2 separate regions of the Homo sapiens genome follow, and region 2 is linked to region 1. The links are chromatin loops, found by intact Hi-C in ENCODE. Cell type or tissue: heart left ventricle. All regions are shown on one strand. Each heading gives the region's core, and the rest is flanking DNA. Links, peaks and the distances in the headings are about the cores only. Region 1 holds the start of C2CD4C (C2 calcium dependent domain containing 4C). Region 2 holds the start of CIMAP1D (CIMAP1 family member D).

What was found. Hi-C counts contacts between places; a loop is a spot of excess contacts. Peaks named below come from ENCODE experiments on the same cell type or tissue, not always from the same donor. Only the 100,000 strongest peaks of a DNase experiment are listed, where the experiment ranks them.
Region 2: it touches region 1 in a loop (2.1-fold over the local background); 6 of 110 quality-filtered maps call a loop at or near these places.

Annotation. Positions count from the first base shown.
Region 1 is chr19:399,872-415,091 of GRCh38, forward strand. It overlaps C2CD4C (C2 calcium dependent domain containing 4C), which reads right to left and starts at 9,276. Exons shown (of 2, transcript NM_001136263.2): 1 at 9,135-9,276; 2 at 5,574-8,530. The coding sequence starts at 8,490. The coding sequence ends at 7,225. It overlaps LOC124904607 (proline-rich proteoglycan 2-like), which reads right to left and starts at 14,594. Exons shown (of 2, transcript XM_047439790.1): 1 at 12,258-14,594; 2 at 9,651-11,689. The coding sequence starts at 11,585. The coding sequence ends at 10,422. RefSeq lists enhancers at 6,259-7,138, 7,139-8,019, 13,040-13,795. In heart left ventricle, for the core only: no CTCF peak of the experiment used is centred there; DNase peaks (open chromatin) are centred at 5,770, 7,570, 8,640, 9,370 and 1 weaker place; H3K4me3 peaks cover 1,492 bases; H3K27me3 peaks cover 6,135 bases.
Region 2 is chr19:472,505-487,724 of GRCh38, forward strand. CIMAP1D (CIMAP1 family member D) reads right to left here and starts at 2,479. Exons shown (of 4, transcript NM_182577.3): 1 at 2,117-2,479. The coding sequence starts at 2,243. RefSeq lists an enhancer at 13,149-13,667. In heart left ventricle, for the core only: a CTCF peak has its summit at 7,845 (motif pointing left); a DNase peak (open chromatin) is centred at 7,817; H3K4me3 peaks cover 483 bases; H3K27ac peaks cover 314 bases; H3K27me3 peaks cover 1,385 bases.

The DNA of each region.
Region 1 (15,220 bases), core at 5,669-13,668:
GGTTCCCAGGCCCACCCTCACTCTTCCAGGGGTCCCCAGGCCCACCCTCACTCTTCCAGGGGTCCCCAGGCCCACCCTCACTCTTCCAGGGGTCCCCAGGCCCACCCTCACTCTTCCAGGGTTCCCAGGCCCACCCTCACTCTTCCAGGGTTCCCAGGCCCACCCTCACTCTTCCAGGGTTCCCAGGCCCACCCTCACTCTTCCAGGGTTCCCAGGCCCACCCTCACTCTTCCAGGGTTCCCAGGCCCACCCTCACTCTTCCAGGGTTCCCAGGCCCACCCTCACTCTTCCAGGGGTCCCCAGGCCCACCCTCACTCTTCCAGGGGTTCCCAGGCCCACCCTCACTCTTGCAGGGGTTCCCAGGCCCACCCTCACTCTTCCAGGGGTCCCCAGGCCCACCCTCACTCTTCCAGGGGTCCCCAGGCCCACCCTCACTCTTCCAGGGGTCCCCAGGCCCACCCTCACTCTTCCAGGGTTCCCAGGCCCACCCTCACTCTTCCAGGGTTCCCAGGCCCACCCTCACTCTTCCAGGGGTCCCCAGGCCCACCCTCACTCTTCCAGGGGTTCCCAGGCCCACCCTCACTCTTGCAGGGGTTCCCAGGCCCACCCTCACTCTTCCAGGGGTCCCCAGGCCCACCCTCACTCTTCCAGGGGTCCCCAGGCCCACCCTCACTCTTCCAGGGGTCCCCAGGCCCACCCTCACTCTTCCAGGGTTCCCAGGCCCACCCTCACTCTTCCAGGGTTCCCAGGCCCACCCTCACTCTTCCAGGGTTCCCAGGCCCACCCTCACTCTTGCAGGGGTTCCCAGGCCCACCCTCACTCTTGCAGGGGTTCCCAGGCCCACCCTCACTCTTCCAGGGTTCCCAGGCCCACCCTCACTCTTCCAGGGGTCCCCAGGCCCACCCTCACTCTTCCAGGGGTCCCCAGGCCCACCCTCACTCTTCCAGCGGTTCCCAGGCCCACCCTCACTCTTCCAGGGTTCCCAGGCCCACCCTCACTCTTCCAGGGTTCCCAGGCCCACCCTCACTCTTCCAGGGGTCCCCAGGCCCACCCTCACTCTTCCAGGGGTTCCCAGGCTCACCCTCACTCTTCCAGGGGTTCCCAGGCTCACCCTCACGCTTGATGATTTGCGAGGACGCACGGAACTCCCAGCAAGCTGTCCTCGTCACAGGTAGGGTTTGTCACAGTGCCGGGGTGCAGGTGCCGTGGGCTGGGGAAGAGCACATGAGGCAGCGTCCCGGAGAAGCCCCGTGGTCCTGTCCGGGGAAGCCGGGAACTGCTCACTCACAGGGCGCACGGACCACCAGGAAAGGGCACGGCAGCCTAGGCGCCCAGAGCTCTGCGAGGGATCCCTCGTGGGGGCTTGATTGACTGATTGCTTGCCACGGGGTTGCCCTCGAACTCCAAGGGTGTCTGACGCTGTGAGACCCAAGGCGCTCCCAAGTCCCACGGTTGGTCTTGCTGGTGTGACCCTCCCTACCCCAGACCAAGACGCTCCCCTCAGGCAGGGCAGAAATCACCTCCCAAAGCCAAGGCAAAGCCCAGACCTCACCCCGCACGAGAGGATTCCTCACCCCACGGGGGAAGGTGCGGGTCTCATCCGTGGCACCGCAGCAGGGCTCAGCCGGTGACCAGGACTGGGTGCCACGGGTGCTGGGTCCGTGCCCACTCCAGCCCCACCAGCAGGCAGGGAGGGTACAGGGTGCTGCAGAGGAAACCGAGTCACAGAGAACGGAGGGACTTGTCAGGATTCTGACCCATGGCTGGCAGAGCACAGCTCCCTGGGGCCCTCTCTGCCAGATGGCAGGGGCCGGCCATGCAAGCAGGTGTCCAGTCCCACCCAGGAAGGGCAGCGTGGGTCCAGCCCTGGTCCGAATTCCTGTCCTGTCAGCTGGGAGGTGTGCGCAGGCCCCTTTGCCTTCTGTGCCTCGGTGTTTCCATCTGTGGATGGCAGTAGGCAGCGTCTTGCTGAGGATTCAGCGGGTCCTCCCGCCCACCCACCCACGATGCGCTTAATCAACAGGCCCTGCCCTGCGTGTGACCCTGGAGAGAGGCTCTGGGACCACGTCACTGTACAGTAGGGTAAACTGAGGCTCAGGCGCCGGCCCGCGGGAATGGCCCGCCCTCGTGGGAGGAGCATGTGTGCGGGTCGGCGTCCGCCTCCTCCTTTTTATTGAAGTCATTTTTCTCCTCCTGTCAGCGGAACTGGCCGTGGGCAGCCCCTCCCTCCCACCCCCAGGAGCTGAGAAGAAAACAAAAGCTTAATCGAATCCGGCACTGGGGCGGTGGGTGCCGCAGAGAGAGGCCGAGGGAGCCCCCGCCTGGGTGGGTCTGAGGCCGCCTGTAATTATGGCCCTGATGTGATTATATTAATTATCGTCGCTATTTTGTGCCGGCTTCCGCCCGGCGAGCCTGTGGATTGAGCTCTACTGCACACAAGCCGCCAGGGCTCATCACAGACAGAGCCTTCGGCCTCGGGAGCCTGAGACCCAGAGAAGCCACGCACTGCCCCGGGCCACACCCCACGTGGAAGGTGGGGCTTGAAACTCACCCTGCGGCTCCCCACACACGTCAGGGTTAGAGGTTCAAGGCCCCAGAGAGGACAGGCCGCAAGGCAGGGGCCCTGGGAAGGTGTTACTCCTCCTCCTCGGATGGGAGAGACCCACTGGATCAGTGTTCTGTCACCTTAAAAAATGAATCAGCCGGACGTGGTGGCTGACGCCTGTAATCCCAGCACTTTGGGAGGCCGAGGCAGGCGTATCACCTGAGGTCAGGAATTTGAGACGAGCCTGGCCAACTTGGTGAAACCCCGTCTCTACTAAAAATACAAAAAACTAGCTGGGTGTGGTGGCGGGCGCCTGTAATCTCAGCTATTTGGGAGGCTGGGGCAGGAGAATCGCTTGAACCCTGGAAGAAGAGGCTACAGTGAGCCGAGACTGCACCTCTGTACTCCAGCCTGGGCGACACAGCAAGACTCCGTCTCCAAAAAACAAACAAACAAAACAAAACAAAAAAACTGAAACAAGCCGGCTTGAGCAAACAAGGCACTTTACCGGCCCACCCTCTGAGCTGAAATGGTGCGCAGTTATGGACTTCAGGCATAGCTGGATCCAGGTGTCCGCAATGTCTCCAGGCTTCTGACTCTTCATCTGTTGTTCCCTATGATGGCTCCCCTCTGAAGAAGGGGCATCTTTTTGTAATTTGCACCAAACGGGGTGCCCCCCGCTTGTGGTGCCCATGGCCTTCCTGAGGGTCGGGAGACTCAGGATGGCCGCCAGTCTGAAAGGAGAGACTGCTGGCAGGTGTGCCTGCCTCCTTCACCGCACAGCACCCACTGGGGCCGAGCGCTCTGTGGCGCCAGGGATGCTGGAGGTGCAAACAGTAGATTCGTTCTGCTCAGGATCAACATCACAAGGCAGCAAACGGCCACAGCCAGGAGGGAACAAGGGCATCTGACTCCCCCGGGGTGGGGGCTGACCTGAAGGGCAGTGGGCCAAGACCTGAGGCAGGGCGAGACACCACGCAGGCGCAGAATCCCTGGATGACGCCCACTTGGAAGTGGAGGGGGGAGGGCATGGGCAGCTGCAGCTCCCAGACACCAGCACACACAAACGCACACACAAGTGCACACCAGCAGCGACACAGGCACACACAAGCGCACACAGGGTCACACATGCATACACGGCTCACGTGCTTACACGTGCACACGCCAGCACACAGGCAGCTATACTCGAGTGCCTGCAGGCGCTCACCTGGCACTGTCACATACGCCCAACAGATGAGCACGGTAACGGCACACGCAGTCACACTGCACACACATGCGGAAGCACATGGCGACGTGTGTGCACCTACCTGGCACGCACACGCACACACCCGTGCAGCCTAGCGATGAGTGGCTGGGGCTGAAGAGGCTACAAGGCGCCCGTAGCCCTGTCAACCCGTCCCAGGCCCTGACTGGGGCTCACCAGGCCGCGGTCAGGAGGCCGGGCTACGCTGAACCCCAATTCCCAAAAGCTCCTGGTGGATTTGAGATGGCAGAGACATCTGGACCCCATGGGCAGCAGGAGAGACAGAGCAGCCCAGCCTGGGCTGAGAGCACAGGGACGGGTCCTGCCCCGAGGGGTGTGAGGGGGGGACGGGGTCCTGCCCTGAGGGGTGTGGGGGGGACGGGGTCCTGCCCTGAGGGGTGTGGGGGGGACGGGGTCCTGCCCCGAGGGGTCTGAGGGGGGGACGGGGTCCTGCCCTGAGGGGTGTGGGGGGGACGGGGTCCTGCCCTGAGGGGTGTGGGGGGGACGGGGTCCTGCCCTGAGGGGTGTGGGGGGGGGACGGGGTCCTGCCCTGAGGGGTGTGGGGGGGACGGGGTCCTGCCCTGAGGGGTGTGGGGGGGACGGGTCCTGTCCTGAGGGGTCTGAGGGGGGGACGGGGTCCTGCCCTGAGGGGGTGTGGGGGGGACGGGGTCCTGCCCTGAGGGGTGTGGGGGGGGGACGGGGTCCTGCCCTGAGGGGTCTGAGGGGGGGACGGGGTCCTGCCCTGAGGGGTGTGGGGGGGACGGGGTCCTGCCCTGAGGGGTGTGGGGGGGGGACGGGGTCCTGCCCTGAGGGGTGTGGGGGGGGCACGGGGTCCTGCCCTGAGGGGTGTGGGGGGGACGGGGTCCTGCCCTGAGGGGTGTGGGGGGGACGGGGTCCTGCCCTGAGGGGTGTGGGGGGGACGGGGTCCTGCCCTGAGGGGTCTGAGGGGGAGACGGGTCCTGCCCTGAGGGGTGTGGAGGGGGGATGGGGTCCTGCCCTGAGGGGTCTGAGGGGGGGACGGGTCCTGCCCCGAGGGGTGTGGAGGGGGGAACGGGGTCCTGCCCTGAGGGGTGTGGGGGGAACGGGGTCCTGCCCTGAGGGGTGTGGAGGGGGGATGGGGTCCTGCCCTGAGGGGTGTGGAGGGGGGACGGGGTCCTGCCCTGAGGGGTGTGAGGGGGGGACGGGGTCCTGCCCTGAGGGGTGTGAGGGGGGGACGGGGTCCTGTCCCGAGGGGTGTGGGGGGGGGACGGGGTCCTGCCCTGAGGGGTGTGGGGGGAACGGGGTCCTGCCCTGAGGGGTGTGGGGGGAACGGGGTCCTGCCCTGAGGGGTGTGGAGGGGGGATGGGGTCCTGCCCTGAGGGGTGTGAGGGGAACGGGGTCCTGCCCTGAGGGGTGTGGGGGGAACGGGGTCCTGCCCTGAGGGGTGTGAGGGGGATACGGGGCTGTGTCTAGAGGGGGTCTGTGGAGACAGGGTCCTGTCTGAAGGTTCTGAGGGGAGGCGGGACCCACCCTGTAGGGACCGTGTGGGGTCCGAGTCCTGTTTCCTGACATCCATGTAGTCAAGAGCTGGAACCGTGAAGCAGAACCCAGACCTGCCGCTCCAAGGGAGGTGGTTTATCAGGGGCTGGGCTCCTGCCCCCGCCTGCCTCCACCCGGGGCAGGAGAATGCGGAGGGCAGTGGAAAGGACCTTGCCAATCTGGAATCCTCTTCTCCTTCCTCCCTGGAGTTCACCGCAGAACTCTCTCGTTATTAAACAGCCAGGGAAGCCAACCTCCACCCCCGTATTCCCGAAACACCTTTATTGCACTATAAACAGCATTTATAAACAAACACAGCTGGGGAGTGTCTTAAAGATTTACCCACAGTCAACCTCAGACACTAAGATATCAAAGAGTGCAGGGGGGCTACTAAACGGGGGACCCCAGGGAGAACAGGGCCTGGGAGGGGTGAGCATCAGAGAAGGCGGGGAGCGCCGGCGTCTCTCTCCATGCAGGGCACCCTCCCCGCCTCCCCGGCCTGAGGAGCCTCCGCCCTGGGTGCCCTGGCTTCCGGGAGAGAGCGGAGCCCTGCAACACCAGGCTCAGAAGGGGCCTGCACTCTCCCTCTGGAGGGCTCACAGGTGTGTCCCACCGGACGTGCAGCAGGGGCCCAGCTGCTCCTCCAGTCCTGGGAAGCAGCTCCTCCACCCTCCCCTGGACAAGAGGAACAATGTGTGGCAAACGGGCTGACAAGGGACGTCCCTGGGTACCACAGATGTGCCCTGGTTCCTCCGTGCCCACCAGCAGCCGGGAGAGGCGAAGGCACTGGCCTGGCCTGGCCCCTGCTTTGAGTCTTATCATTTCTGCATCATTCTGAGCTGGAAACCTCCCCAAAATCATTCAAGGACCCACATAACCACACAATGGAAGCCTTGCAGCCACCTAACAGCAGGAAAGGCCATAGCCAGGTCCCCCCAGCTGCCTCCTGGGCTCCGACCCACCCACCGTAGCCACAGCCTATTTACACACGTGGCGTCAAAGCCACGGCCGTCAATCACTGCGTGTCGCTCCCAGCTGCAGACGCTGGACAAAAGGGCGACGGGGTGGCAGCCCCCAGCGAGGACGGATGGGCCATAGGGCTGCTCTCTGGGCATCTCTGAGCAAGACCCTCCGGCGCCACAGCAGAAATGGCCAGACGGGCCTGTACCCAAAAAGCCAGCGGCGACAGTGTTGGAGGAAAACAGGCCAGGAGAGCCGTCTCCTCCCCGCGGACCTCTGCCAAGACCTCCTCTGCTCCGACTGTGGCAGCGGCTGCTCCCTCCGCGCCCACCCTCGTCAGGGCACCCTCGCCTGGCCCCACTCCCCACCGGAGCCTGGGAAGCTGGGGTCTCCCAGAGCCAAGCCTGACCCCTGGGAGGGGGCGTCCCGGGCAGAGCCTGGGCCTGGTGTGGCCGCGAGGCCCTGCTCTCCGCGGGGTGGGAACTGGATGGCGGCAGGCTGTGGGGGAGGAAGACACACGTGCAGTGAAGGAGACTGTGGGCTCCAAGACTTGTCACCTCCCTGTCCACGGCCCCGCCCTGGCCACATGCACGGATTCCTGAACCCCTGAGAACCTCCTTCTAGAACTCTGCGTGAAAGGCGCGAGGCAGTGTGGAGGGGCAAAGGGGGACCCTCTGCCCCGCGAAGTGGCCCCTTCTCTTCCCCCGAGGCCCCTCTCCTCCTCCTCCTCCTCCTCCAAAGGAGAAATTAATTCATGAAAAATAATACTCCAGTCAGCATCGGGTGACCCAGGAAACCCTGCGTCAGCTACAGCATCAGCGCCCAGCCCAGCCTGAGTGTGAGCCCCTCCCCGGCCAGCCCCAGCCCAAGCCAGCGGACCCGCCCGCCAGCACCCGGTGTGGAGGAGAGACCGGGGTCTGCCCTCTGCACCCGAGCGGACAGCGAGCAGGTCCCCGCTCTACAGGAAGGGGAGCAGGGAGGTCAGGGGCAGCTCCTTCTCCCCGAGCAGCGTGTCCCGCTTGAGGCTGCTGCCCTTGTTCACCACCTTGATCCTGAGGGCCAGTTTCCGGACGCTGGCGGGCCCCAGGCCGTCGAAGAAGAAATCCTCGTTGAAGACGGGGCGGCGGCTGTTCTTCACGATGGTGCTGCGCTGCTTCTGCAGCTTGCCCGGCACCAGGCACAGGCCCACGCAGCAGTTGATGCTGCGGGCGTCGCACAGGCGGTCGTAGAGGCCCTCGGCGGCCAGCAGGTGCACCCGCAGGCGGGCCTGGCCGGCCTCGTACTCGGCCAGCAGCCGCACGCTGCCCCGAGGGCCCACGTGGACCGTGTGCTCCCCACGCGCCTGGCCCGACTCGGGGCCAGGTTCCGGGGGTGCCCGGCGGGTCAGGCGGCGCCGGCTCCCGGGGCTGGCGTCCGGGGTGCTGTCGTCCGCAGACAGGGAGCCGTGGCGGCCCACGGAGTGCCGGAGCTGGCTCACCTTGGCCTGGCTGTCCTGGGCGAAACCTTTGAGCAGAGACACGGAGCGGGACAGCAGAGGGGACCCGAAGGGGGAGGACTCGGCCGAGGACCCTGTGTCGCTCTCCCCGCCACTGAAGTAGCGGCCGGGGCTCATGAGGGCCCCGCCAGCCTCCCTGGGGCCCCCATCACCCCCGTTGGCCTTGGCAGCTGCCCGGCGGCGCCCGGCCCCTGGGGAGCCCACCTGGGCCAGAGCCCCGTGCTCACTGTGGAACAGAGACTCCTTGCGCCTCGTGTGGGGGCTCTCAGCCAGCATGGCGAAGCCGTAGGACGTCTGGGCCTTGGGCACCGAGGGCAGGGACATGGCACCCTGGGCCTGGGGGTCGGCGTCAGTGGCCTCCTCGGACAGCCAGTCCTCGGCACTCTCGATCTGGATCACGTGCCGGGTGGCTGCCTTCAGCAGGCTCTTGCTCTCGGCTGCCAGCTTGGCAGGCAGCCGGGGGCTCCGTGGGGTCTGGCGGGGGGCCGCAGAGGCCAGGTTCTGTTCCGACGTGGAGGGGCCCAGCGCGGCCTGTCCCTCGCCCTCCGCGGGGCCCGAGGGCAGCTTGGGGGGGATGAAAAAGTCGGGGATCTTGTCGGGCGTCAACACATTGCTGTACAGGGGCCCCTTGGAGGCCTTGTCCCCCGCCTCACTCCCCACGCCCCGGGCAGCACCGTTTTCCCCAGACCCCCGAAGCCGCTCCAAGAACCACATGTTGGTTTTTCTCATGGGGGCGGCAGGCAAGAGGCCCGGACAGGGGCTGCAGCGTCTGGGAAGAGAAGCAGGGGTCAGGAGCAGTGGGGGGCGGCTGGCAGAGGGCCCTGGGCACCTGCTCCCTGTGGGGCCTCCCGGCAGGGCCCTGCCGGCGGGGTGGGGGTGGAGGGGTCCCCTGGGGGCGTCCCGCCCAGGCGCGGCGGCCCAGGACAGGAGTGAGGCGGGTTCCCCCCACCTTTTTCCGGAGAGATCCCGCTTAACTTCCCAGCACCAAGCCCAGGGGCGTGGGGGCCGCGCTCTGACTCTCCGGGGAGCTCCCAGAGGAGACTGGCCCCTCGCCCGCCCCCACTCTGGTTTTGAGCATCTCAGCGCTCATTCCAAAGGGTTCCGCGCTCAGTCCCAGGGGAAGACACGGATGTGGGTGGACCCCCGGGGTGTCCCAGCTCCGCCCCCCCGGCTCCCACCCACCTGTGGCTCCTCCCTGGACCGGAGGGCCAGGCGTTCGGGGTGGGGGAAGGGAGGGGCGGTAGGTCTGGGGCCGAGAGAGCAGCGAGTCGACTCCCCGGTGTCCCCCCGCCCCCAGCCCTCCCCGACTCCGCTTGGGGTGGGGGGTGGGGTCCCGGCGGTCCCCGCAGACCGGGCGGGGTCCCCGGACTTACCTGCCCGGGGTGATGGCCCGAGGCCGGAGGTCTGTTCGCAGACACGCAGGGGTCTCGGCGCGCAGGCTCCCGGGGCTGGCGCGGGGGACGCGGCCGGAGCTTCGATGCGGGCGGCGGCGGCGGCGGCAGCGCAGTCGGACTCATTCACCCGCGGCGGGAAACCGCCCAGCCCCGCCGCCGCCGCCGCCGTATTCCTCCGAGTACGGCCGCCCGCGCCCGCGCCCGCGCCCCCGCCCCCGCGGGAAGGGGGTGGGGCCGTCTCCCCGCAGCCCCCGGAGGCTGGTGGCAGGGAGGAGCCTCGCCAGGGCCCGGGGGCTGACTGGGGGCCGGTGGGAGACAAGCAGGTGGTCACGGTTGGCTGACGGCCACCCCCGGCGCTCACGCCCGCAGATTCCGGGAAGTCGGACTCCCAAGCCCCTGCCTCCGTATACCGGAAGAGGGTCCCAGACCCCCTACTCGCTGCCGGCGAGGAGCTTTCCCGACTAACGACGACGAATTAAATGACGGCAACAGTAATAAATGCAGCTGGGTTTATGATGGAGCGTTTCCTCCCTGCCAGCCTCCCAGCGTCCTGGCGGGTCTCTGACTCTCACACAACCCAGTACGCAGGTCCTACTGCAATTCTCAATCTGTAGATGAGGAAGGTGGGGGGTTTCCTTCCAGAAACAAGGACCGAACAGCTAGGACAGCAGGTCTTACTAAATGGGCAACCTCTCAGCAGCCCTACAAGAAGCCTGGAAGGGGGGGGCTCCTTCATTTCATGGACAAACGTTTCCTGAGCACCCGCTTGATGCTGGACAGTGACCTGGCCACCGGGGACACAGCTGGGACGGAGGGAGGTGGCCCCAGCCCTGGTGATGCAGGGGCAGGATGCCCACAGAGCGTACAGGTGCAGCTTAGAACTGCAGGGGTGGTGACGCCCGGAACAGGAATACAGCAGGAAAGCGTGAGGGTCGGGGCGAAGAGAGAAGGCACATGCGTGTGATTCACGGATGGAGAAACCCATAGGGGGCAAGACCAGGTCCAAACCCAGGCTTCCTGGCAGTTCCTGAGACCACAGGGTCCCCCCCTCCTGAGGCCCCGACCCCCCTCCTGCCAGCTGCTTCGTGATCTGCCAGCCCCGGCCTTCACTGCTTCCTTCTCTCCCTCCCTCCCTGCCCTCCCCGCCTCAGTTTCCTCTTCTGGAACCGAGCTGAGCAGTTCCCAGCCTCCTCGTGCTTGGAGCCAGCAAGATAACATATCCCCAGGACCAACCCGGAGCCGGCGGACGCCTGGCGCTTTATTGAATTATTGATTGTCCAGGAGCCTCCTGCATTCTGGGAATGTCCCCAAGTCTGGATGTGGCCCAAGCTGGGAGGAGCGGCTGCTGCCACAGTGGTAGAAGAGGGGTCCAGGAGGGCGAGAGAGCTGGGCTGAGGCCTCCCCACTCTCCACGTACCCTTGCAATAAGGGGTTAGAGTCCTGCCGTCCAGAGGGGAAAGTGAAACCCGGAGGAGCTGTGACCCCATCTAAGCTTTGCTCACCCAGCAAACGTTGATGAGCCCTCATTTTTGTGCTGGGGCAACCGCGACGCAGCCCCGAAGTCTGACAAGGAGGCAGACACCGAGGAATTCTCCCCTTCACCGCCGCCGCCTCCAGGAAGCCTGGGCAGGCCCCACCACAGACTAGCAGGGCCCCCGAACCCCAGCTCCAGCTGCCATGCAGAATACCCTTGGGCTGCTGTCCACCACCCCTGCTGGGCCTGAGGCGGGAGGAGGGTCCTGGGGGTCTGTCCACTGCCCCTGCTGGGCCCGGATCCTGGGGATCTGTCCACCGCCCCTGCTGGGCACGGATCCTGGGGGTCTGTCCACCGTCACTGCTGGGCCCGGATCCTGGGGGTCTGTCCACCGCCCCTGCTGGGCCCGGATCCTGGGGGTCTGTCCACCGCCCCTGCTGGGCCCGGATCCTGGGGGTCTGTCCACCGCCCCTGCTGGGCCCGGATCCTGGGGGTCTGTCCACCGCCCCTGCTGGGCCCGGATCCTGGGGGTCTGTCCACCGCCCCTGCTGGGCCCGGATCCTGGGGGTCTGTCCACCGCCCCTGCTGGGCACGGATCCTGGGGGTCTGTCCACCGCCCCTGCTGGGCCCGGATCCTGGGGGTCTGTCCACCGCCCCTGCTGGGCCCGGATCCTGGGGGTCTGTCCACCGCCCCTGCTGGGCCCGGATCCTGGGGGTCTGTCCACCGTCTCTGCTGGGCCCGGATCCTGGGGGTCTGTCCACCGCCCCTGCTGGGCCCGGATCCTGGGGGTCTGTCCACCGTCTCTGCTGGGCCCGGATCCTGGGGGTCTGTCCACCGTCTCTGCTGGGCCCGAGCCGGGAGGAGGGTCCTGGAGGTCCTGTCCCTGTAGTGGCCCCAAGGCACAGGCCAGCCATGTCTCCAGTAAACATTTGCCAAACAAATGGGTGAATAGCATCGCCACGATGGCCCCGAAACAGTGCTCTTTCAGCAGGCCCGAGGAGAGGGGGCCTCAGGGGCCACAGAGCCACCCTCCTCCATTGCAGACAAGGACAGCAGGGCCTGGGGAGGGAAGCGGACAGCTTGGGTCCTAGGAAGGGGCAGTGACGGGTCTCCTGACATCAGGCCAGCCCCAGGTATTGGGGGTTCGCTCTCCGGCACCCCTGCCCAGCCCAGGTGGGGGCAGAGCCTCTCCTGCCAGCTGGGTTGGGGGATGAGGCACTGAGTTTACACTATGCCTGTCTCCATGCTAGGACACAAATCCAGAGCTGGTCAATCAGGGCTTGAATCCTGGTGCCAACCCTTCCCACTGTGTGACGCTGGACAAGCATCCAGACCTCTGTCTCTTCAGCAGCCCAGGGCACCACGGCTCTCGAGGGAGGGCTCAACAGATCACTATGTGCAAAGTGCCTACAGCACCCCACCATGTGTGCGAGGCAGGCGTCAGTCGCCCTCTCCCTCAGACGCTTCTGCAGGTCAGGAAGGGTCTCAACCAGGGGGGAGCTGGCCCAGACCTCAAAGTGCACCCCAGAGCCCTGACCCCACCACAGCCTGGCTTGGCCAGAAGCCCCACCCCATCCCCACATCCTATCACATTTGGGGGCTGGGGAAACATAGGCCTGAAAAGTACCTGGGATGGGTCCTAACACCTGCCCTGTGGACGGACGCAGACCCCACCCTGGGTGGGGCAGGGGCAGGGAGCCCGGGGCCTTCTGGCTGCTTAGCTCTGCACCATCGGTAAGTAAACAGGAGCCTCTCCTGGTCAACAGAACCTTCTGCTTCCCTCTGCAGCAGCCTCGCTGCAGCCCTCCAGGATGGGAGACCAGGATGCTGCAGATTCGGGCTCAAGCTGGAGGAGGGGCCCAGGTGGTATCGACCAGCCCCTCTCCGCCCTGAGTCGTGGCGCCTCATGCTGGGAGGCTTTGGCCCTCCATCCCCCCAGGTGGGGGCCCCACCAGGGACCCGGGGCTTCCCAGAGCCAGGCCTGAATCCAAGGCTGCCCCACAGTGGCCTCCAGGATAACAGGCTTGGAGGACCTACAGGGAGGTGGTTTAAAAAGGGGAGGGCTGCAATCCGAGCTCCAATGCTGAGGAGGCCACTGGGTAGCTGTGCAGCTTGAAGACTTACCCTGGGAGCCTCAGGAAAGGGAGGGGACGGCGTAACAATAAAACAATCCCAGGAGCAGGACTGTCTGCGAGCTCCCAGGAGGGACCTGACTGATTCGTGCATCACGGGTTAGCCCAGTGGGAGGGCCCTGGAGGGCCACCATCGCCAGTTTCCAGAGAGGGACACTGAGGCACCGGGGAGTAGCCCGATTCCTCAGGGAGCACATGGAACCGGCTGACCTCCAGGCCTGCCGCAGGCGGGGTGCTCAGTTGATACTAGCTGATTCCCGGGGCATCCTGCCCCTCCACGGCACCAGCTGATACCCAGGTCATCCTGGCCATCTATGGCACCAGCTGATACCCGGGGTGTCCTGGCCCTTCCATGGCACCAGCTGATACCCAGGACATCCTGGCCATCTATGCCACCAGCTGATACCCGGGGCATCCTGGTCATCTATGCCACCAGCTGATACCTGGGGCATCCTGGCCCTCTATGGCACCAGCTGATTCCCGGGGCGTCCTGGCCCCTCCACGGCACCAGCCGATTCCCGGGGCGTCCTGGTCCCTCCACGGCACCAGCTGATTCCCGGGGATCCTGGCCCTCTATGGCACCAGCTGATTCCCGGGGCATCCTGGCCCCTCCACGGCACCAGCTGATTCCCGGGGATCCTGGCCCTCTATGGCACCGGCTGATTCCCGGGGCATCCTGGCCCCTCCACGGCACCAGCTGATTCCCGGGGATCCTGGCCCTCTATGGCACCGGCTGATTCCCGGGGCATCCTGGCCCCTCCACGGCACCAGCTGATTCCCGGGGCATCCTGGCCCCTCCATGGCACTAGCTGATTCCTGGGGCATCCTGGCCCCTCCACAGCAAGTCCTCCTGTCTCCTCGTGCAGGGGATCGAGTGCGATTCAGGGAAGAAAACGACTCTTCCAGGCTGCGCAGCATTTAGAGGTTGAATGTGACCCAGGGTTCTCCTGCCTCCCACTCCAGGCTCAGGCTCCCGAGGAGTGGATTATTGACTTAATTATTCCAATTATTGGAAGTACAAAGGTAGGAAAGGGGAGGAGACAGGTGTAGGGACCGAGCTGGAGCCAGGCGTCTGGGGACCCAGGCTCTTCCAACCCAGAGAACGGGATTGGGAGATGGGGGCCCTCCAAAACCAGCTTCACCACCTCCCAGTGGGATGGTCTCGGGGGTCACCTCGCCTCTCCGAGCCTCCGTTTCCTCATCTGTAAAGCAGGGAGAGTTTCAGCCCCCCGAGTTCATGATACTCTTGGCTCATGTCCCAGCAGGCGCCAGTTTCTATTTACACAGGGACTTGGAAGAGGACAGACAGAGGTGGAGTGTGGATGGGCAACTTGGGCCCAGGGCCCAGGGCTATGAATGAATGAATGAAGTGCATTTAGACCCCTCTATCCTATGCATCTTGGGAATCTGACACTCCCTACTCCCCAGCACTCCTCTGGTCCAGCGCCTCCTCCTTGCCCTCCCCGCAATTCCCAACAGTTTACTTCCCACAGGGAATGTTATCACCCCTGTGCTCAAGACCCCTGGCAGCTCTTCCTGGCACCAGGCCTCCCCCAAGCTCTGTGTCCTCACCCCGCTTCTGACCTCACCTCGGCCACACTGGCCACCCTTCTGCTCCCTGAACGTGCTGGCTGAACACACCACAGGGCCTTTGCACACGCCATCTCCTCTGCCCACGCCATCTCCTCTGCCCAGAGCTCTACTTTCTTCACCTGGATTTCCTGGGATTTCTAAGCTCCATGACGCACTCTTTTCCACAGTTGTTTGTTTTGAGATGGAGTCTCGCTCTGTCCTCCAAGCTGGAGTGCAGTGGTGCGATCTCAGCTCACTGTAACCTCCGCCTCCCGGGTTCAAGCGATTTTCCTGCCTCAGCCTCCCGAGTAGCTGGGACTATAGGCGTGCACCACCACGCCCAGCTAATTTTTGTATTTCCAGCAGACATGGGGTTTTGACATGTTGGCCAGGCTGGTCTTGAACTCCTGACCTCAGGTGATCTGCCCGCCTCAGCCTCCCAAAGTGCTGGGATTACAGGCGTGAGCCACCGCGCCCACTCCACAGTTGTGATTTTATGTTGAGTGGTGATTTGCGGATTAATGTCACTTGGCCATTAACTCCACAAGGGCAGATCTGTTTTGGTCATTACTGCATCTTGTTTGCCCACCAGAGCTCCTGACAGATAAAAGATACTCAAGCAGGTAAAAGATACTCAATGCAAGCATGCTGAAAGACGGTGGGTGGGTGGATGGATGGAGCAGTGAAGGGAATGAAAATGAACAGGCGATGGATGAGCGATAGACAGGTGGATGCATGGATGATGAATGGATGGACAGATGGAAAATGGATAGATGGAATAATGATGGAGGCTTAGGCCGATGGATGGGGGACCAGGTGGGTGAATGGATAGATGGATGGCTGGGTTACTGATGGGTGTAGATGGGGCGATGAATGGGTGACTGGA
Region 2 (15,220 bases), core at 3,800-11,799, 71 kb after region 1:
CAGCCCAAAGCCCTCAGGTCACCTCCTGGGCCCAGATTCCCCGAAGAAGGAGCCCTGGACCCAGCTCCTGAGCCTTAGCCTGGGTTCCCCTCTCCCTCCATGGTGAGGATTGGGGGCCCCGGGGAGCAAGAGGCTGCTGCCCGTCGGGGACAAAATGTGATGCCTGCATTGTGAGTCAGACATGAATCACAGAGGAAAAGCTGGGGACAGCAGCCCCCCTCACCCTGGGGCACAGACAGGGAGACTGGGGCCTGAGCCTCCCAGAGATACACGGTCACAGGTGGGGAAACTGAGGCCTGAGCCTCCCAGAGATACACGGTCACAGATGGGGAGACTGAGGCCCAGGCAGAGATACACGGTCACAGATGGGGAAACTGAGGCCCAGGCAGAGATACACGGTCACAGATGGGGAAACTGAGGCCTAGGCAGAGATACATGGTCACAGATGGGGAGACTGAGGCCCAGGCAGAGATACATGGTCACAGATGGGGAAACTGAGGCCCAGGCAGAGATACATGGTCACAGATGGGGAAACTGAGGCCCAGGCAGAGATACACGGTCACAGATGGGGAGACTGAGGCCCAGGCAGAGATACACGGTCACAGATCGGGAAACTGAGGCCTGAGCCTCCCAGAGATACACGGTCACAGATGGGGAGACTGAGGCCTGAGCCTCCCAGAGATACACGGTCACAGATGGGGAGACTGAGGCCTAGGCAGAGATACATGGTCACAGATGGGGAGACTGAGGCCTGAGCCTCCCAGAGATACACGGTCACAGATGGGGAAACTGAGGCCTAGGCAGAGATACATGGTCACAGATGGGGAGACTGAGGCCCAGGCAGAGATACATGGTCACAGATGGGGAAACTGAGGCCCAGGCAGAGATACACGGTCACAGGTGGGGAAACTGAGGCCCAGGCAGAGATACACGATCACAGATGGGGAGACTGAGGCCTGAGCCTCCCAGAGATACACGGTCACAGATGGGGAAACTGAGGGCCAGGCAGAGAAACACGGTCACAGATGGGGAGACTGAGGCCCAGGCAGAGATACACGGTCACAGATCGGGAAACTGAGGCCCAGGCAGAGATACACAGTCACAGATGGGGAGACTGAGGCCTGAGCCTCCCAGAGATACACGGTCACAGATGGGGAGACTGAGGCCCAGGCAGAGATACATGGTCACAGATGGGGAAACTGAGGCCCAGGCAGAGATACACGATCACAGATGGGGAGACTGAGGCCCAGGCAGAGATACACGATCACAGATGGGGAGACTGAGGCCTGAGCCTCCCAGAGATACACGGTCACAGATGGGGAAACTGAGGGCCAGGCAGAGATACACGGTCACAGATGGGGAGACTGAGGCCCAGGCAGAGATACACGGTCACAGATGGGGAAACTGAGGCCCAGGCAGAGATACACGGTCACAGATGGGGAAACTGAGGCCCAGGCAGAGATACACGGTCACAGATGGGGAAACTGAGGCCCAGGCAGAGATACACGATCACAGATGGGGAGACTGAGGCCTGAGCCTCCCAGAGATACACGGTCACAGACGCCATGTGTTGTGGCTTCTGCAGAATCTCGATGCCACAGGGATCAGGAGAGACCACAGAACCAGCCCGAGGACCTGGCTTGGGGCCTGACTCCAGCCGCTAATTGTGGGTGAGGAAACTGCGGCCCGTCCTGGGCCCTCACCGAGGCCAGCAGCTGATGTGGCTCCCAGCAGAGCCGCCTCCGCACACGCGCCCCTCGCCCTGCCCCACGTTGTCTAGGGCGCCCGTCCCTGAGGGCCACGCTGGAAATATTCCCTCCTCCCCGCGTCTCCCGCATGATCGCTGTGGCTTTGCCCACTGCTGTACCCACAGCCCCTGGAAGGGGACCCGGCTGGCAAAGCACGCAGCTTCCGTTGGACAGACACATACTCGGGGCTCACGGCAACCCCGTGTCCACACCCATCCTGCCGGAAGGAAAACTGAGGTCTGGGGAAGGGCAAGGACTTGCCTGAAACTCCTGCCTCCTGCTGGGCTCCCAGAACATTCCAGAAGCCCCAGAAGTATGGGGAGTGGAGCAGGAAAAGGTCCCACCCATCCCCCACGGCTGGCACGCACCGTTCTCCAGGGTGGCCGTCCCACAGGACTTCCTCAGGCCGGTCTCCGGAATCTGGCCCTCCGTCACTCGCCGGCCAAGGGGGGCTGTGGCCAGCCGTGGGGTGGAGTCGCAGCTGAGGGTCCCCATGGTGGGCAGGCGATGGCCCCCACAGCACCCACGGGGCCTGGTGCTACCTTCTGAGCCGCAGCAGCTCTGGCGGCCACAGGCCCAGGCACCGTCCCCACCTTCACGGCCTCACCACACCCTCCCACGACCACAGCCGCACAGACGGCCTCTTGTCCCGCAGCAGGGAGTCGTGGGGCCCTGGCCCAAGGCAGGCTGGTCGGCCGGACACTGGCCTGGAAGTGGGGCCGGGATCGAGTGTCGGCCAGGCGGCTGGATGGTCCAGGAAAGAGTCCGGTGTCAGCAGAGTGCGTCTCCCGGGAGCCGGCAGAGCTGGGCAGCTGGGGCCAGGGCCGGCCCCAGGGAACTAGACCTGCAAACATGACACCCACAGCCTTGCAGCAGGAGGGCCTGGCGGGGTCGTGGGTGGCGTGGCCCCGTTTCTACACCTGGGGAAACTGAGGCACAGCCCAAGGTCATACAGCAAGTACACAACTCTGGGAGTTTCAGCTCTGAGCCAAGAAGCATTCACTGCCTCATCCTGTCACTCATTCCTGCCAAAGCATGTACTGGGCACCTACTGTGTACCAGCCTCTGTTGGGGGTGGTGAGAACTGGACACGAACAGACGGAAAAGAAGGAGATGTTCTCAGGATGGGAGAGAGAAAGTCGTCAGTAAATGTGATAAGTGAACACAGTCTGGTGTATGAGGAGGCACTGAACGTGAGGGAAAACGCAGACAGGTTTGGGGCCCAGGGTAGCAGTGTGGGTGTGGGTGAGCCCCACGGAGAAGGTAAAACTGAACAGTCCCAAAGCAGGTGAGGAGGCAGCCGTGCAGAGGCCCTGGGGCAGCGGCGAGGACAGCGGGGAGGTGAGAGCCGTCCTCACTGCCTCCCAGATGCCTCCGAGATTTAAACCACAATGGATTTTGATACATTCAAGGCGACCACTGCGTGAGGCTCCAAGAAGAGGCTCAGAAAACTGCCAGATGAGATGCACGTTCCTGTCTCTTCCTTGTTTGTTTCTGTATTTTTTGGAGCCTTTTGCAGTGTAATTTTTTTTTTTTTTTGAGACAGAGTCTCACTCTGTCACCCAGCCTGGAGTGCGCTGGTGCGATCTCGGCTCACTGCAACCTCTGCCTCCCGGGTTTATGCGATTATCCTGCCTCAGCCTCCTGAGTAGCTGAGATTACAGGCACCCGCCACCACGCCTGACTAATTTTTATATTTTTTAGTAGAGATGGGGTTTCACCACGCCTGGCTAATTTTTTTTTTTTTTTTTTTTTTTTTTTTTTGAGACAGAGTCTTGCTCCCCCGCCCAGGCTGGAATGCAGTGGCGCGATCTCGGCTCACTGGAACCTCCGCCTCCAGGGTTCAAGAAATTCTCCTGCCTCAGCCTCTCGAGTAGCTGGGATTACAGGCATGCACCACCACGTCTAGCTAATTTTTTTGTATTTTTAGTAGCTAATTACAGGCACACTCCACCATGTCCAGCTAATTTTTTTGTATTTTTAGTAGAGACGGGGTTTCACCACGTTGGCCAGGATGGCCTCAATCTCTTGACCTTGTGATCCAACCGCCTCAGCCTCCCAAAGTGCCAGGATTACAGGTGTGAGCCACCGCGCCCAGCCAATTTTTTTGTATTTTTAGTAGAGATGGGGTTTCTCCATGTTGGCCAGGCTGGTTTCAAACTCCTGACCTCAGGTGATCCACACACCTCGGCCTCCCAAAGTGCTGGGATTACAAGCGTAAGCCACCGTGCCTGGCCTGCAGTGTCATCTTTAACAGCTTTATTGATATAATTCACATACCATACAATTATACATTTCACCCTGCAATGTAATTTTAATGTATTGCATGTTTTAAAATTTTTTAATCAAAATGGTATAGTCTACATAAAGGATCATAAAACAAGTCTTAGTACATATCAAACTTTTGAAACTTACAGAGCATATTATCTGGTGAAAAAGGAATTAAAATAGAAATCACCAACAATACGATATCCAGGATCCCCCAAATATATTTAGAAGTTAAACAACATACTTCTGAATAACCCACGCATCAAAGAAGTCATCACAAAGGAAGTTAGAAAATTTTCAAACTAAATGACTATAAAAAATCAACATATTAAACTGTGTAGGATGCAGTTAAAGAAGTACTTAGAGGGAAAATGGTTGCTTTAAATTTTTATATGAGAAAAGAAGGCTGGGCACAGCGGCTCACACCTGTAATCCCTGCACTTTGGGAAGCCAAGGCAAGCAGATTGCTTCAGCTCAGGAGTTCAAGACCAGCCCAGGCAACATGGTGAAACCCCATCTCTACAAAAAATACAAAAATCAGCCAGGAGTGGTGGTGTGTGCCTGTAATCCCAGCTACTCAGGAGGCTGAGGTGAGAGGATTGCTTGAGCCTAAGGAGGCCAAGGCTGCAGTGAGCCAAGATTGTGCCACTGCACTCCAGCCTAGGCCTAAGTTTCCACCTAAGAAGCTAGGAAAACAAGAGTAAGTATAAGGAAGATTGTAAAGATAACAGTAGAAATCCATGAAATTGAAAACTGTAGAAATAATCCCTTGGCCGGGCACTGTGGCTCATGCCTGTAATCCCAGCACTCTGGGAGGCCGAGGCGGGCGGATCACTTGAGATCAGGAGTTCGAGACCAGCCTGGCCACCATGGTGAAACCCCGTCTCTATTAAAAATAAAAAAATTAGCTGGGCACAGTGGTGCACGTCTGTAATCCCAGCCACACAGGAGGTTGAGGCAGGAGACTCGCTTGAACCCGCTTGAACCCTGGAGGTGGAGGTTGCACCACTGAGCCAGGATCACACCGCTGCACTCCAGCCTGAGTGACAGAGCGAGACTCCACGTCAAAATCAAAAAAAAGAGAAAAAAAGAACGCCTCCTCCCCATCCCAAAAAAGCTGGTCTTTATTTTTATTTTTATTTGTGTATTTATTTATTTTTGACACGGAGTCTCGCTCTGTCGCCCAGGCTGGAGTGCAGTGGCACGATCTCGGCTCACTGCGAGCTCCGCCTCCCGGGTTCACGCCATTCTCCTGCCTCAGCCTCCCGGGTAGCTGGGACTGCAGACACGCGCCACGCCACGGCACGCAGGCCCTGCACGGCCTCGTCTCCACCTCCCCCTGTCCTCTCGTCCTGCTCCTTCCCCTTTGCCGCTCTACTCTGACCATCCGGACCTGCTTTCCCTCCCTCGAGCCCCTAAGACGGTCTCCACCTCGGCCTCTGCCTGAGCTCTCTCTACCTGAGATGCCTCTGCCAGCAAACCAACCCTCGCTGGCCCCTTCCTCGGTCACGAGGGCCCCCAGCCCACAGGCCCTGTCACTGCCCAACCTTGGACACACCATTTGCTCGTTTCCAGAGGCAGCACAACTCCAGAGCCACAGCAGGGATGGGTGCCGAGGAGGGAGAGAGGAGGAAAGGCCCCAACCTCCCTCGACCAAAGCTGCTCCTTCACCAAAACCAGCCGAAGTGCAGGACCCCAGGGGCTCCCACGGCTAAAGAGACAGAGGGGACAAGGGCCTGGAAGGTGTTCCCCCAACCCCATCCCTCCTCACATCCGGGTCACCAGGTCCAGGCCACACCAGACAGCCACTAAAGGCAGACAGCCAGAGACTTGGTTCCAGCCCGGACTCGGCCCCACCTGCCTCCGTTTCCCCATTTTACGTGGGGTGGAACCAAAAGCTAACACAGGGAAGACAGGATGGGAAGCCGGCCAAGCCGACAGCATGTTGCTGGGAGGACGCTGAGGGCCGGCAGCCTCGCCAGAACGAGCTGGGGCCCCTCCAGCCACCAGTCCCCTTCTGATCTGATCGCACCAGATTCTATCAACTCTGTCTTCAGCTCAGAGCTTGTCGCAACTGCCAAGCAAAGAGCTTGCAAATGAGATGCAAATGAATTCAACACACATGCAGATGAGCCCTGATTTTAATCCTGCCTGCTCGACAGAAGAGACTAAATCACAACAGTGAAAAAAAGGGAGGCTGGACCGGATGAGAGGCCGGAGGCCGGCCCTACGTCCACCCGCCCAGCTGCCGGCTGCAGGCGAGGGACGTCACTGCCCGGCCTGGGTGTCCTGGGTGGGAGGTGACTCCGTTGGTGCTCCCGAGACCCTTGTTCTCACCGTAATTAGGAACTCAGCCAGTGTTTATTTGGGGCCAGGCCCTGCTCAGGTGCTGGGAAAACGGGAGAGGACAAAACACACAAGTTCCTCGTCCTCCCTTTCCCTTGGAGACAGGCAGGCAGATAAGTGAAACTTACGTGAGTGCAGAGGGCACGTCGCGCTATGGAGGAAACGTGGGCGAAGGGGGTGTTGGAGGCCGAAAGAGTGAGGGCCGTGATCAACTCAGTATACCACTGGGGGGCTATATGAGTAGACAGCAAACTGTTCTCGTAAATGCAGAATGTTGGCAAACTGACAAACTGCGTCTGCCGTGCAGAAGGGCTGCTGAGGGCCATCACCACCCAGGCACAAATGTTTCCTACGATTAGGCATAATTGAAGCCCGTCAGTAACAATATGAACCTGTGATCAATTAAGCAGCTGCTCAATCGTTACCTCCTCCTCTCTGCTCTTGTTACCCAATAAATACTAAGGGCTGTAGAAGCTCAGGAAGCTGCCTTTGCTCACTAGGAGCAGGGAGCCCTTTTCTTCTTCTTTTTCTCTTTTTTTTTTTTTGGGGGGGGGGGGGATGGAGTTTCACCCTTGTCGCCCAGGCTGGAGTGCAGTGGCGCCATCTCAGCTCACTGCAACCTCTGTCTCCCAGGTTCAAGTGATCCTCCTGCCTCAGCCTCTCGCGTAGCTGGGATTACAGGCGTGCGCAACCACGCCCGGCTAATTTTTGTATTTTTAGTAGAGACGGGGTTTCTCCATGTTGGCCAGGCTGGTCTCGATCTCCTGACCTCGTGATCCGCCTGCCTCGGCCTCCCAAAGTGCTGGGATTACAGGCGTGAGCCACCGTGCCCGGCTAATTTTGTATTTTTAGTAGAGACGGGGGTTTCTCCATGTTGGCCAGGCTGGTCTCGATCTCCTGACCTTGTGATCCGCCTGCCTCGGCCTCCCAAAGTGCTGGGATGACAGGCGTGAGCCACCATGCCCGGCCCCTTCTTCTCTCTTTCCTTCTCTCTTCTTCTTCCCCACGTTGCCCTTCCTTTAAAATAGTTACTTTTAAGTTTTTATTTCTATTTAAAAGTTTCCTTTGTTTCTTGTTATCATTTTCTACGTTTGTCCCTTCGTTCAGTCTTATAATGACGGTCTCAGGCAGTAACTGTGGCGGTCAGCCACAGGGTGGTTGGTGGTGTGAGCGTCTGCGATGTGAACTGGGAGGTCGGGAGCCTCGCGGAGAAGGTCACGCTCCAGCAGAGACCAGAGGAGAAGCCGAACTCGGGAGGCGGGCGAGGCATTCCAGGCTGACAGGAACTGCACGCACAGAGGCCCTGGGGCAGGACCTGCCTGGTGTGTAGGAGAAACAGCGACGAGGCCCGTGCAGCTGGAGCAGCGTGAGCAAGGAGAAGAGGAGCCGGGAGGAAGCCGATGCGGCGGGTCCTGCACGGCCTGTGGACTGTGGGGACACGGGTGACGTGTGAGCAGGGACGCGTCCCAATCAGAGCTCACAAGCGCCCTCTGGTGACATCTGGGAGAGCAAAACGTGGGCGGTGCCGGGAGAGGGCGTCACATGCTGGGAAGGATGATGAGGATGGATGACAGGAAGGATGATAGGGGAGGATGATGGGAAGGATGATGGGGAAGGATGATGGTAAGGATGATGGAGAAGGATGATGGGGAAGGATGATGGGGAAGGATGATGGGGAAGGATGATGGAGAACGATGATGGAGAACGATGATGGAGAAGGAATGTGGGAAGGTGATGGGGAAGGATGATGGGAAGGATGATGGGGAAGGATGATGGTAAGGATGATGGAGAAGGATGATGGAGAAGGATGATGGAGAACGATGATGGAGAACGATGATGGAGAAGGAATGTGGGAAGGATGATGGGAAGGATGATGGAGAACGATGATGGAGAACGATGATGGAAAACGATGATGGAGAATGATGATGCAGAAGGAATGTAGGAAGGATGATGGGGAAGGATGATGGAAAGGATGATGGGAAGGATGATGGAGAACGATGATGGAAAACGATGATGGAGAACGATGATGGAGAAGGAATGTGGGAAGGATGATGGGGAAGGATGATGGGAAGGATGATGGAGAAGGAATGTGGGAAGGATGATGGGGAAGGATGATGGAGAACGATGATGGAAAACGATGACGGAGAATGATGATGGAGAAGGAATGTGGGAAGGATGATGGGGAAGGATGATGGAAAGGATGATGGGAAGGATGATGGAGAACGATGATGGAGAACGATGATGGAGAAGGAATGTGGGAAGGATGATGGGGAAGGATGATGGGAAGGATGATGGGAAGGATGATGGAGAAGGAATGTGGGAAGGATGATGGGGAAGGATGATGAGAAGGATGATGGGGAAGGATGATGGGAAGGATGATGGGAAGGATGATGGGAAAAGATGATGGGAAAGTATGATGGGAAGGATGATGGGAAGGATGATGGAGAACGATGATGGAGAAGGATGATGGAGAAGGATGATGGGAAGGATGATGGAGAACGATGATGGAGAAGGAATGTGGGAAGGATGATGGGGAAGGATGATGGGAAGGATGATGGAGAAGGATGATGGGGAAGGATGATGGGGAAGGATGATGGGAAGGATGATGGGGAAGGATGATGGGAAGGATGATGGGAAGGATGATGGGGAAGGATGATGGGGAAGGATGATGGAGGATGATGGAGAAGGATGATGGGAAGGATGGTGGGAAGGATGATGGAGAAGGATGATGGGAAGGACAATGGGAGGATGACCGAGAAGGATGATTGGAGGATGATGGGAAAGGATAATGGGAAGGATGATGGCAACCAAGACCAACTCATCTTCACCAAGCTCATGGTGTAGCCAGAAAGTTGATCACCCACAGCAGCACTGCCCACCAGAAACAGACTGAGAACCTCCTACTTTTTTTTTTTTTTTTTTTTTGAGACAATATGTTGCTCTATCACCCAGGCTGGAGAGTGCAGTGGTGCAATCATAGCTCACTGGAGCCTCCAACTTCTGGGCTGAAGTGATCTTCCCACTTCAGCCTCTGGAGTAGCTAGGACTATAGGCATGTGTCACCATCCCTGGCTAATTTCTTTTTTGTGTGTGGAGATGGGATCTTGCTATGTTGCCCAGGCTGGTCTTTAACTCCTGGCCTCAAGCAATCCCCCTGCCTTAGTCTCCCAAAGCACTGGGTTTACAGGCATGAACCACCATGCTCGGCCATTTTTAAATTTTCTAGTAGTTGTATCAAAAAAAGAGAAACACGTGAAATTAATTTTAATAATACATTTTATTAACCCCCATATCCAAAATAATATCATTTCTGCATATGAACATTACAGGTGAGATATTTCACATTCTTCTTTTAATGCTGTCCTCCCAGCCTGGCATGTTTTGCACTCTCTGCCTCAGTGTGGAGCGTCCACAGTTCCAGTGCTCCAGCGTCACCTGTGACCTGTGGACGCTGTGTCGGGCAGCACAGGTCTAGAGAGTAGAGCCTAGGACTGATCCCTTGGGCCAATGGTGCTCAGCCATGGGTGTTGCTGCCCCCAGGGGACACTTGGCTATGTCTGGAGACATTCTTGGCTGCCAGGACCAGGAGTGCTGATGACATCTAGTGACTGGAGAACTACAACGCTGTTCCTCCCAAGAGAAGACCCTCAAATGTCAATGGTGTCAAGATGGGGAAATGCTGCCTTAGTGGATGGGCACTTATTAATCGCCTACTGCATACAGGGTGAGATCGGCAGGGCGTCCTTGGCATACAGCAGATTACTCATGCAGAACGGCTCTGCTGCCAGCTCTGTGCTCACAGGCGCCACCCCACGAGCTGTTCCATGCCTATCACCATGGACAGAGGCGGAGGTCACAAAGCCAGCAGGAGTGTGGACCTAGGACTCAAGTCCAGAATGTTCTTGGCCCTGCACTGTCCTGCCCACCTACACCTGCCAGTCTGAATGTCACCCACCCTGGCCGCCATCATACGAGCACCCCAGCCCCGCCCCTCGACGGGCACCGAGGCTATTCCCACTTCACCTCCTTTACAATTTCCTGCAGTGAACTTCCCAGGCAGACCTCCTGCGCCCATGAACCAGGGTTTCTGGATTAGACACTGTGTGGTCCCTGATGAATCACTGCACCACTGTGCATGTGTTTCCTCCTCTGAAAAACGGGCATATGTCAGCCTGACTCCACAGGGTCACTCTGAAGACAAGGGCATCTGGCCCCTTATCATTCAAACATCCTCTTCCAGCCTTCCCTCACTCCAGCAAATGGCACCTCCAGACCCATGCTGACTTGGATCCAAACCCCTGGGGCCGCTTCCTGGATCCAAAGCCCACTCAGCAGCTGACTGCTGCTCTCCACCTCACAGCCACGGCCCAGTCCAGGGCCCCATCCCCCCCCAACACCCACCCCCACCTCCTCAGGGATCCCTGGGACGCCTCTCCCAGCCCCAAAAGGCCACTCTATGTCAGCCAGAGCCAGCTCTTCAGACATGACCATGGGAAGCCCTACAGACGCCCATCCTGGCTGCCACTGCGTCTAGCACAGGCTCCTCCCCGACAGACCTCCACCTGCCTGAGTTCCCTCACCACTCCCCCAGGCATGCAGGCTCACCCTCGTTCCAGTGACACGGAGCTATGAGATCATGGTGGGCTGAAATCAACAGACCAGGGGTTCCCAACCCAGGTGATTGCCCCCAGGGGACGCTGGGCAGTGTCCAAGGACACCTGTGGTCGTCACGACTGGGGGAGCTCCTGGCATGGGGTGAGTGGGGGCAGGGATGCCGCTAGGCACCCTGCAGTGGCCGGGACCACCCCACCTGGGATGTCCACAGGGCCTGCGGAAGACCCTGCAGCAGAGAGCCATCAGCTCTTCCTCTCATGGGTCCCCGGAAGCTCTGGGATCAATCAATCCCCATGGGGCCGGCTCTGGGATCAACACTGTGTCCCCAGCTCCCCGGAAGCCCCTGCAGCCATCTTCCTTCCCTCTACCTGTCAGCCGCCATCCTGCCTGTAAAGCCAGGCCCCGCTTTGCCTCTTCTGTGCGGCACGGGAAGGGGACGGTGCACTCATGAGACCTCCCACCCTGCCTGTGAGATCAGTCCTGGTGTGGGTGACAGCTGTCCATCACTCACTTCTGTTGCTGGGCAACGTTCCATCCCATGAAGATGCCATGATTTACTCAGAGCTTCTAGGCTGCTTCTAGCTCGGAACAACCGCAAATAATGCTGTGAACACATGTCTCTCTTGTTTTATTTATTTTTTTCTTTTCTTTTCTTTTTCTTTTTTTTTTTTTTTTTTTGAGACAGAGTTTCACTCTTGTCACCAGGCTGCAGTGCAATGGCGCGATCTTGGCTCACCACAATCTCTGCCTCCCGGGCTCAAGCGATTCTGCTGCCTCAGCCTCCTGAGTAGCTGGGATTACAGGTGTGCGCCACCACGCCCGGCTAATTTTTGTATTTTTAGTAGAGACGGGGTTTCTCCATGTTGGTCAGGCTGGTCTCGAACTCCTGACCTCAGGTGATCCGCCCGCCTTGGCCTCCTAAAGTGCTGGGATTACAGGCATGAGCCACCGCGCCTGGCCTCTTGTTTTATTTTTGACACAGGGTCTCATTCTGTGCTCAGGCTGGAGTGTGCAGTGACGTGATCACAGAAAGGAAACCTCAGAGCAGAGTTGGGTCTTCACATACGGTGGCCAGGAAGGCCCCCTGAAGAGGTGAAACGTTAGCAAAGGCCTGGAGGAAGTCAGGACCTCTAAGGGATGCCCAGCTGTGCAGACATCTACGGGGTGTCTGGGGAGGGCACCGCTGTGCAAAGGCCCTGGGGCAGGACCGCACCTGGCGAGGCGGAGGAGCGAGGAGGAGGCCAGGGTGGCTGCCGCAGGGTGAGGAGGGGAGAGCAGGAGGAGGGAGGGCGGGGCTGACCCAGCAGGTCGTGAAGGGCCCTGAGGACACGGAGAGGACACAGGGTTTTACCCTGAGCAGGGTGGGAGCCACGGAGGCCTCTGCTGGAGCAGAGGAGGGCACGGCCTGAATTGGGTTTGAAGGAATCGACTGAGGGTAGGAAGGTGGGGGTAGGGAAGCCCGGGGGAGGCGAGCACACCAGCCCAGGTGGGCACCACGGGGCCTGGGCTGGGGGCTGCTGTGGGATGGTCAGGAGTGGGTGGGTTCTGGGCCTGTCTTGAAGGCAGAACTCACAAGATTTTCTGAGACGCTGTGGGGTGAAGGGGAGTGAGAGGAGGGGAGGGTCCTGGAAGGGCGGGTGCAACCTCAACCCAGCGGAGGACCCTGCTGACCTGCTTAGTTGTTTATGGAGGGTCATTGCCGTGCTCTACCACGTAACACACGTACACACACACACACAGGTGCACGTTTACACCACGTGGGTGCGCACGATGAGGCACACACAGGCAGGCGCGCACACACACGCGTGCTCACATAGGAACACGAAGAGGCAGGAGCCGGGCGTGCCCGAGCCCCGTGGCGCCCTGGGCATCCCAAACACCGCCTGCCCAGAACAGGTGCGCAGTGAGTGCCTGCTGAGCCAGTGAGTGGAATGAAGCTCTACAATAGTCCAGATGACAGACATGACTGCTGTGGCTGCTGCCGATCCAAGTCCCACCGTTCTTTTCTCTAGAGACAAGGTCTCACTCCACCATCCAGGCTGGCGCGATCACAGCTCACTGACGGTGGAGAAGGGTGATCAGAGAATGGTGGGAATGAGGCGGCCCTGACCTCCTGGGGTTAGCGATCCTCCCACCTCAGCCCCCTAAAGCACCGGGAGGGCAGGTGTGAGCCACGGTGCCAGCCCCAAGTTCCCGACATTCTTTCCTAAAACACATCCTCCGGCTGCAGATGAGGGTGCGACAGCTGGGAGGCAGCTCCCAGGAGGCCGGGTTCCTCCGATGACCTGCTGTTTCTGTGTCCCTGGCACACGGCACAGCAGGAGAGGGGGAGGCCAGGTGTTTGTGGCTGCTGCCACCGGCCCGTCCAGGGTCAGCTCATGCTCCCAGCCTCCGTGATCTGCCACTCCCCACTTCCCTGAGGCTGCTCACTGCTGTCCTTTGTCCGGCGGCCAGCCCCCTGACTCAGACTCACGCGCCCTGCTGCTGCCCGCCCCTTTGTTCCCGGGAGACTCTAACAAGGAAGGCTTGTTCTTCCCGCAAGGACACAGAGAACCTGCCAGCTCCCCTCCATCCTCATCCAGAGAGAGCCTGCTGTCCCCGTGGGACAGTGAGGACAGGACCAGCTCTCAGGCTCTGCTGGGCACCCAGCCCATGCCTGGCAAGTCCTCATGTTACAGACGAGGACACCGAAGCTCAGAGGAAGGAAGGGCTTGTATTCCGAGGATTTGGGGGGCTGGAGAGGGGTCCTAGTGGGCTCTGCTGTAGCCTGCAAGGTCCTACAAGCCCAGGTCCTTCCTGCCCTCTCTGGCTGCGTTGGTCCCTCCGGACTCAGCCTCTGCACTCACCGTACATTCTGCCTGATACACCCGGTCCAACTCCCTCCCCCTCCAGGAAGGCCTTGCTCAAATCTCTCCACCTCCAGGATCTTCCTTGGACCACTGATTGATTGATTGATTTTTTGTTTCTGTTGTTTTTCTGAGATGGAGTCTTGCTCTATCACCCAGGCTGGAGGGTAGTGGCGCAATCTCGGCTCACTGCAACCTCCGCCTGGTGGGTTCAGGCGATTCTCCTGCCTCAGCCTCCCAAGTAGCTGGGATTACAGGCGCCCGTCACCACACCCAGCTAATTTTTGTCTTTTTTAATAGAGATGGGGCCGGGAGCGGTGGCTCACGCCTGTAATCCCAGCACTTTGGGAGGCTGAGGCGAGCAGATCACGAGATCAGGAGATCGAGACCATCCTGGCTAATACAGTGAAACCCCGTCTCTACTAAAAATACAAAAAATTAGCCAGGCGTGGTGGCAGGCGCCTGTAGTCCCAGCTACACAGGAGGCTGAGGCAGAAGAATGACGTGAACCCGGGAGGCGGAGCTTGTAGTGAGCCGAGATTGTGCCAGTGCACTCCAGCCTGGGCGACAGAGCAAGACTCCATCTCAAAAAAAAGAAGGAAAGAAATAGAGATGGGGTTTCACCATGTTGGCCAGGCTGGTCTCAAACTCCTGACCTCAAGTGATCCGCCCACCTCAGCCTCCCAAAGTGCTGGGATTACAGGTGTGAACCGCCATGCCCGGCCTATCGGGACCACAGATTTGATCCTGCAACCTGCCTATCATCATGCTGCCTGCCCCCTTCCCTGCCTTTTCCTTCTTCCCAGCAGCACTCTCCACGCCTCACCTATTGCAGCGGCGGCTGGAGCTGCTCATGCCAGCTCCTGAGCCCACTGTGAAGTTCGCGGCGATCTGTGAGCTGGTTGGCTCATGTTGGCAGCCACGATGGGAGTATTTACAACACAGGGGGCGGCGTGCGCTGCAAGTGAGGGCCTTTTCCCTTGGAGAGCCAGCTGTTCAACATTTCTCCGCACAGCACCACTTCGGTATTATGCCCGAGGTTTATGGCATAACTAGCCTGGCTCATGGTCTCTCTTCCCTGCTGCTCACTAGAATGTAAGCTCCTTCGGGCCGAGGTCAGCCCACCTTGCACTCTGCTGTCTCCTTGGCACTTAAAACAACGCTTGGCATACAGCAGGCACTCAATAAAGATGTGCTGGCAGGGCGCATGACGTGTGCCTGTGGTCCCAACACTTTGGAAGGCCGAGGCGGGAGGATTGCTTGAGCTCAGGAGGCGGAGGTTGCAGTGAGTGGAGATCGCACCACTGCGCTCCAGCCTGGGCCACAGAGTGAGACCCTGTGTCAAAATAATAACAAGCATGAGGCAGGGGGGATCAGCTGAGGTCAGGAGTTCGAGAC